2 separate regions of the Homo sapiens genome follow, and region 1 is linked to region 2. A link is an interaction called in ENCODE POLR2A ChIA-PET data of the cell type or tissue named here. Cell type or tissue: OCI-LY7. All regions are shown on one strand. Links, peaks and the distances in the headings refer to the core of each region. The heading gives the core; the rest is flanking DNA.

Evidence for each region. Peaks named below come from ENCODE experiments on the same cell type or tissue, not always from the same donor. Only the 100,000 strongest peaks of a DNase experiment are listed, where the experiment ranks them.
Region 1: POLR2A ChIA-PET joins it to region 2 with 10 read pairs; 2 of 35 experiments call an interaction of 5 or more read pairs at or near these places.

Annotation. Positions count from the first base shown.
Region 1 is chr2:151,841,300-151,845,701 of GRCh38, forward strand. CACNB4 (calcium voltage-gated channel auxiliary subunit beta 4) reads right to left here. Exons shown (of 14, transcript NM_000726.5): 13 at 604-789. Among named protein-coding and RNA genes, the nearest start is that of ARL5A, 15 kb to the left of the region's middle. In OCI-LY7, for the core only: no CTCF peak of the experiment used is centred there; a DNase peak (open chromatin) is centred at 2,092; H3K27ac peaks cover 407 bases.
Region 2 is chr2:152,140,761-152,145,162 of GRCh38, forward strand. STAM2 (signal transducing adaptor molecule 2) reads right to left here. Exons shown (of 14, transcript NM_005843.6): 6 at 4,128-4,197; 7 at 3,067-3,253. Among named protein-coding and RNA genes, the nearest start is that of STAM2, 33 kb to the right of the region's middle. In OCI-LY7, for the core only: no CTCF peak of the experiment used is centred there; no DNase peak of the experiment used is centred there.

The sequences.
Region 1 (4,402 bases), core at 208-4,207, 300 kb before region 2:
TGGTGGCTCATGATGGTAATTTCAACATTTTGGGAGGCCAAGGCAGGAAGATTGCTTGAAGCCAGGAGTTTGAGATCATCCTGGGCAACAAAGTGAGACACTGACACTGTCTCTACAATTTTTTTTTTTTAATTATCCATGTGTGTGGTATGTGCCTGTAGTCCCAGCTATTTGGGAGGCTGAGGCAGCAGGACTGCATAAGCCCATGAGTCCAGGAATTTGAGGCTGTAGTGAGCTATGATCATATCACTGCATTCCAGCCTGAACAACAGAGTGAGACTATGTCTCTAAAAAAAAGTAATGGGCAGGTGCATTGAGTAGGCATTACGTTTGCCAGCAGAGTTTAGACATAGGAGGAGTTAATTTACCTAAGTAAAATCCACTGTAAATTCACAGACAGCATAATTCTCAGGAAATTGTCAGTCTCTGGGTAGTTTTCTCTAGGATAGATCATAATTAGATAATATTTAAGATTTTTAAATATAATGTGCACATAGTGTTCCCTCTTCAGATTAAGGATGACTCCAGTCTCCATCCTAATCAAGTTCCCATAGAATTTTACATGTAAGGTTGTAAAAAGCATGAGTGAAAAAGTGACAATACCTGTAACCCAGAAATTGCTGTGGGATATGGTGAGAGTGCCGTGGAGCCCAAATTCCTTCCCAGCAGCGGGGTCATGGGTGTGCTACTGGTTGTGTGGGTGGCACGCCAGTACGCCTCCAGGTACTCCCCTAGATGTTCACATGCATCCTCAAGCTGATTTTCATCCAATATAACATCAAACATTTCCTGTAGATGACAAGAAAATCCACTTTACTTCCATTTTAGGTTTTAGGCAATGAAACCTAAAATTCCACTTAACACAGATAATAGCATTTTTAATAGCTATTAGCTAAAATCAAATTTGAGGTGCTATATGGGCAGTTTCTAAAGTTAGGGTCAAGTGAAGAGTTACACAGTTATCCATGAACGAATGTAGACATTAATATAAAAATGAAAGTGTTCATTCAATATTTGGATCTTTTTTTTTTTTTTTTTTTTTTTTTTTTAAGACGGAGTCTCATTCTGTTGCCCAGGCTGAAATGCAATGGCACGATCTCGGCTCAATGCAACCTCTGTCCACTGAGTTCAAGCAATTCTCCTGCCTCAGCCTCCCAAGTAGCTGGGATTACAGGCGCCTGCCACTGCGTCCAGCTAATTTTTTTGTATTTTTTTTAGAAGAGATGGGGTTTCACCATCTTGGCCAGGCTGGTCTTGAACTCTTGACCTAGTGATCCACCTGCCTTGGCTCCCAAAGTGCTGGGATTACAGGCATGAGCCACAGCGCCCAGCCGGATTTTTCATTATTTAGAAAGAAAAAGATGAAGTAAGTGTAAATGTGTTACAGGTAAAATATGACAAAAACCCACGTGTATTCACATCTTTAGCCATGTATTCCTATAGAGCTGCACTCTACACACTTTGGAATATGAGAGAAGCAAGTTTGTGGCACTGAGAAGGGAGTTCTAGACATGTTTTGGGCAATGACCACATCAATGGAATAAACATTTTTTCTCCTAAGGTAACTATGTTGAAGGGAATAACATTTACTTAGGTAATTTTCAGAATGCTTGTGAAAATAACATTATCTGTTTTATGATAAAACAATAAGGAAAGAAAGTTTAGGATTAATAACAGAAAACCACATGGCAGTGGTTTCTGCTACCACAAGATCATTTTGTGAAATGGTTAAAAAAGAACAAGGGGTGTTTAGTTAGGGAAAGCAGGGGGTCACAAAAGAAGTATCTGCTGTCCACGTTTCGGACAGTAAGGCCATTGTTCAACATCTGGTCTGTACTCAGGAAGTTGTTCTGTTCCAGAGGAGCAGGGTGGCCCCCCTGTCATTGCAGTGTGGCTGGGAACACAGACAGGATATACCCCAGACATATACTCTTCAGAGGGAAACCAGAAAACTTTGGCACCACACAAAGAGAAAAGTCATTCCACAGGTAAGTGTTAGCACATCTCAACTTTCTTTCTTTCTTTCTTTTTCTTTGAGACAGTGTTGCTCTGTGGCCCAGGCCAGGGTGCACTGGAGCAAACACAACTCACTGCAGCCTGGAACACCTGGGCTCTAGCGATCCTCCCACCTCGGCTTCCTGAGTAGCTGGGACCACAGGCATGCACCACTGTGCCTGGCTAACTTTTTTAACTTTTTGTAGAGATGAGATCTCACCATGTTGCCCAGGCTGGTCTCAAACTCCTGGGCTCCAGCGATCCTCCTGCCTCGGCCTCCCAAAGTGCTGGGATTACAGACGTGAGTCACCACACCCGGCTCACATCTCAACTTTCAATAGTAGGATTGACCTTTCCCACCACCTTCATCTGCTTTTATGAACTCATTTTACCAAAATAAGAACCTCCCAGGAATGAATCAAAGACAGGGTCACTGCCATCGGCACTGATAAAGCTGGCTGAAATTAGGTTAATGGCAACTGGATGATGTGAAGTTAGTGGTGTCTCAGTTCAGTCATTCTCTTCTGTGCTTAGAACAAGGACTCCTGAAGCAGAAGTCACCATGGAAACAATCTCTCTCCCAACATTTACTATTTAAATGTTTCATCACATCAATTTTTATGGAAAATTTTGGCCTTAAATTGGAAAGCCATTTGGGGTTCTTGGAACAAGACTAGGAAAAGAATAAGATGACTTCAGTCCAAATGGACTCATGTTTGAGAAGACTTAGCCAGTTCAACTCATGTAGAAAATTCCCCCCAACCAAGAACAGTTATTAGTAGATTTCAGATTATTTTGCATATTTTATTCATTCATAAAATACTCAGTCCCTATTTTCTTCTAGGCACTGTGGGTATACAGTGGCAAGGAAAACAGACATCTTATGCTCAAGAAGCATAAAGTGTGGTGGGAGAGATAAGTATTAAAATCCATAATAATCTATGTCACACTGGGACTTTAATTCAGAAAAATAAAGAGACTGAGCCAGTTAACGTTTGAAGCTGCAGCATAAAGTTCTGGATTTGGAAGGAGGCTTGGAGAGATGTGTGAAAACTGAACTTACAAGGAAGGGGAAGTTACGAGTAAGCCAAAGAATGTTATCTGTAGAGGGACGAAAATAAAACAAAAAAAAAGAGAAGCAGAGGCACAATGGAAGAAAGAGATCATATGGCCATGAGTGCCAAGGAAAGCAGCTACTGCCTAGAGTTTCTGTCAACATATATGCTTACAATAAATCCCCTTTTCCACTAAAGTAACCCAAGGGAATTCCTTGTCTCTTGCAATCAAAAGCCCCTCCCCAACTCATGTAAAAGTTCAACAGTTACAAATATAGAATCTCAGAACTGTCCATGATGCTTTGACATAAATAGAGGCATCGAGGTGCTGACTTGAGTGAGACAAGGACAGCTACACCCCAAAGGACATCCACAGACTCAGATGGCACAGGAGGAAGAAAGAGGAAACGAGGCAGCACCAGAACAAAGGACCAGTCTTTCCGCCATTCCAGGCTAAAGTGTGCTGCAAGTTCTACATTTTATGTGACTTGGAGTTGGTTGTTTATATCATTTTATTTATGTGAACCATAAAATTTGATTACATGGGTCTCATTCTATAATATGGGTTTGATTAGTCTCAACAAATCATTTTCTTGCTGTTTCTTAAAGTGCCAAACTGAAAAACCTTCCAAGGATACCTAGGCCGGATGGGTCCTGACATTCACAGCCAGGATTGCAAAGCCCAAGGAGGGTAAGCAGCACCTATGGCAGAATGTTATTTGAATGAGGTTTATATCTACTTGGCCGTTCTACTTGTTACATTGTCACGGTTGTAGACATAATTAGTGGCACATTTAATTGCCATAAGTTTAATAAAGCACTTCTCTTTGCCAATGAATGGATAGAATTTGTATATATCAGCACATGGTATAAGCCTCAGTCATTTCTAGGAAACTGCTTTTGCACTGCTAAAAGACAGATACAGGTTGGAAGATGACTTGAAACTGCTTTTAGGCTTTCAAAAAACACAGAGAAAAGCAAATTTCTGCTTCTGAATGAATACTGACATATGTGGCTTATTTTCATCTAGGAAGAATTTCACAGCCTGTATATCTGTGACAATTTTTCTCTTTAGCTGTTTAGGAAATAACACAGCTGAGTAGATCAGAGTGATAGAAACTCAGTATCAGGGAAAACAATTTTTAAAAATCATACAAGAAATGCAAAAAGAAGCAACCCAATGAATTATGCAAACCAGCTATGCCAATTTTTCATAAATTTAAAGGTTCAAGTGTAGTCAGCTCCTTACTATGCAATATGTGGCCTGCAGCATGGGCTATGGATGCAGAGAGCTCCTAATCAGCAGAAGTCCCGGGCAGCGAACAGTTACCCACTCGGTGATACCATGCCCT
Region 2 (4,402 bases), core at 279-4,278:
CTACAGAGGACTAAGCAGAAAATGGCATTTTTGGAACTGCAAGAATTCCACTTGATTATTTGAAATGGTACACAGAAAACAAACATGGAGTGGGCCAGGCACAGTGGCTCACGCCTGTAATCCCAGCACTGTGGGAGGCTGAGGCGGGTGGATCACTTGAGGCCAGGAGTTTGAGACCAGCCTGGCCAACATGATTAAACCCTGTCTCTACCCCTAAAAATACAAAAAATTAGCCGGGCATGGTGGTGCACACCTGAATTCCCAGCTACTCAGGAGGTTGAGGTGGGAGAATTGCTTGAACCTGGGAGGTGGAGGTTGCAGTGAGCCAAGATCACGCCATTGCACTCCAGCCTGGGCGACAGAGTGAGACCCTGTCTCAAAAAAAAAAAAAAAAAGAAAAGAAAAGAAACATGGAGTGGTAAGATAAAGCTAAAAGTGTAGAAAGTAAAACGCTTTTCTTGATATACTCCATTAATAAAAAATGTGCGCCTTTGGGCCGGCACAGTGGCTCACGCCTGTAATCCCAGCACTTTGGGAGGCCGAGATGGGCAGATTACCTGAGGTCAGGAGTTTGAGATCAGCCTGGCCAACATGGCGAAACCCTCTCTACTAAAAATACAAAAATTAGCTGGGCATGGTGGCGCATGCCTGTAATCCCAGCTCCTGGGGAGGCTGAGGCAGGAGAATCACTTGAACACAGGGGGCGGGGGTTGCAGTGAGCTGAGATGGCACCACTGCACTCCAGCCTGGGCGATAAAGCAAGACTCTGTCTCAAATAAATAAATAAGAAATGTGCACCTTTTCTATCAGCTCAATGTTTTTTTGTTTGTTTGTTTGTTTGTTTTTTTGAGACAGAGTCTCGCTCTGTCGCCCAGGCTGGAGTGCAATGGCACGATCTCGGCTCACTGCAACCTCCGCCTCCCGGGTTCCAGCGATTCTCCTGCCTCAGCCTCCCAAGTAGCTGGGACTACAGGCGTGCGCCACCATGCACGGCTAATTTTTGTATTTTTAGTAGAGACAGGGTTTCACCATATTGACCAGGGTGGTCTCGAACTCCTGACCTCGTGATCCGCCCGCCTCAGCCTCCCAAAGTGCTGGGATTACAGGTGTTAGCCACCACGCCCTGCCAGCTCCATGGTTCTTAAATGGAGATCCAAGAATGATATATTTTCAAGGGACTTCAAGGGACTTCTGTGTGTGAAAATTTTATGCTTCAAATTCCACAAAAGTATAAAAACAATGAATAGAGTCATTTTCTGGATGACTTCCTTTTAACCGAAGACTGTCATTTAACTTTAGCATGCAAGTTTGCATTTGTCTACCAGCGATTACCAATCACCTAAAATGACAATATTTTACCCATAAGCATGCTTACAGCAACTATAAAAGTAGGGTGTCCTATCGTCAAAATGACAGCAATTGACCTACAAATTCCATCACATTCATGTTGAATTCTCTTAGCAGTTACAAATAAAAAAGTTCTTTTTTGAGGTGATAAATCTTAACTGAAAATTGTTTTGTGAGCAGTAATTTATTTTAGAAAATTTTGTTATATAAAGTAATGCTCTAAATTAAAATCTTAGACAAAACCACTCATTTTGTTTTTATTTTATAAATATCTTTAACTTCATAGTTGTATAAGAGTATCAAAACGGTAAACCTAAGTTCTTTTGTAAGTACTCTAACTAAAAGACACTCATAAGCCTGACATTTCAGACTGTCAGTGTTCAGAGCCCACACTATCTCTCCATCTTTACAGACAGTGTCAAACTCATGATGGCATGACTTACGATGGTGCAAAAGTGATACACACTCAGATACCCATAAACCATTCTGGTTTTTACTTTCAGTACAGTATTCAATAAGTTACATGAGATATTCAATACTTTATTATAATAAATAGGTTTTGTGTTAGATGATTTTGCCCAACTGTAGGCTAATATAAGTTGAGAAACATCTGTATTTCTATCTATTCTCCTTCAGGGATCATGGTGTTCCACTCCAAATGATTATTTAAAAAATTTTTCTTTATGGAAAAAAGATTTTCTAAGTGAAGATGGTACTATCTTGATTGCCTAAGAGACCTTCCTTTTCCCATCCTCAACTTCTTGCAAAATTTTTTATCTTATCAAAACCAATCAAGATACACACCTGAAATGGAGCCGCAGGATAAGCCTTCTTTGCCAGATGCTTGCACCAAGTGTAAATCTGCTATCTGGGCTCCAACAGCACCTCTTTTATGGTATTCACCACATTCTGCCTTCCATACAATTGTCTATATGGTAATTTTAACTCCCTTATTTTATTCTAGGTTTTATGAAGACAGAACTGTGTCCTCATTTGTTATTAAATAGTTGATTACATAACATTTTCTCAAGAAATATTTACCACAGTAAAGTAAAACCATTATTTATCTACCCTTTATTTAAAAAATACTAGAAATATATTAGACTAGTGTGTTATAAATAACTAAGTTATTTATAATGGATACCAAATACATCTGCAATCTGTGTTCACAGCAACAAGCTTACTTCTCACTCTTGCTAAATTTCATGAATTTCTTTTAAAAGTACAGAACAGTATTAAGCTCTACAGAGATTGATCTATTTTTTATGACAGCTTTAAATGGCAGAGAAATTCTGAGGAGAATACAGTAGTAGATTAAGAATTGGGGAGGAGCCAAGTATAGCTTTTGGTGCTCTGATCAAGGGTATATTGCTGTATTTCTTCCTAAAGTTTTTCTGCCAATAATTTCAGTACACACAACTGCCAACGTAAACATATTCAAGTAACTGAGTATTTACATGTTTCCCAATTGTGGTCATCAACAATATTATTTAATACATCTTTCATCCAAGATATAAATTATCAAATATAACAAACATAAATTATCAAATATAACGAGAAGAGGCTCACATTACATGCCTAACTTTTATTTTAGAAAAAACAAGGTATGAAATGGTTCTATTATGATTTAAATACACTAAAAGTCAAAGAACTGAATACTCTGGATTCTAAATTAAGGGCATTACACTTTAAACCTTCCCATAAAGATTTAAAACTTACCTGTCATCCAAAACAATAATTATTTCACCATGTTTAAAGGTGAGTTCATTGTCCTCAACAGCTTCAAAATCATATAAAGCTCTCACTTTCCGTGCAACCTTATTATTTAACTGAATTTCTGAAGATGGATATAAGGATTTTGTTTCTGTGTGTTGCTGTTTCTGTTCTTGCAGCGATAATTCAATAGCTAGTTTCAAAAATTAAAATGCAAAGAAACTGGAATTAATTTTGATAAAATAAACATTAGATGACAATGTAAAATTTAATAAGAATAAATCAAGCATTTTATTTGTCTAATTACATGCTACAGTTAACTTTCGGGAGGGTGGGGCAGGGCAGGGAACCATGACATTTTTAAAATAAAGTTTTTGCTCATTCTTTATTATCACGGTCTGTCATACACAGCAGCAATTATTTTTATAGCAAACAGATTGTGACATTATAATATGGGTAGCTTTCCATATAGGATAAGCCATGAACATATTTCTCTGCTTGACTCATAACTTTGGCATTAAAAAAAGGTGAAATGTAATCTCTCCAAAGGTAGCACATCAAATACATATTACTGAAAAAAGATAATGAATTAAATTCATTTGATAGCATGTCATTTGTTTTCCTTACTTTTTGGATGCTACTAGTTTTTAGATTTGAGGTAAAAATAAAAGTATGCTAGTTTTATTATCATTTTTATTTCAAAAAAATGTTCTGGCAAATACATATATATATTTTTTGAGATGGAGTCTCACTCCATCGCCAGGCTGGAGCACAGTGGTGCCATCTTGGCTCACTGCAACCTCCGCCTCCTGGGTTCAAGCGATTCTCCTGCCTCAGCCTCCCGAGTAGTTGGGACTACAGGCGCCCGCCACCACGCCCAGCTAATTTTTGTACTTTTAGTAGAGATGGGGTTTCACCTTGTTGGTCAGGCTGGTCTCGATCTCTTGACCTCATGATCTGCCCACTTCGGCCTCCCAAAGTGCTGGGATTACAGGCGTGAGCCACCGCGCCCAGCCCTGGCAAAGATATTTTAAGCAACACTAAATTACATGTGCTTGATCATTTACCTTTAGCTATGTCTTCATCCTCTTTGTTTTTGTTCGATGACGTACCATTCTTGGCAGCAGCTGAGACAGTCTGTAAATGTATGAGTAAAATGAACACAACTATCTTTTCAAACAAAACACAAGCTCCATAATTACTTGCAGATGGTAAATTTTAAAAAATACTGATATAACTGAGTTTCATTTAAAAGTGAAGTTCTTTTTTGAGACAGGGTCTCATTCTGTCAGCCAGGTTGCAGTGCATGGCACAGTCATAGCTCACTGTAACCTCCAACTCC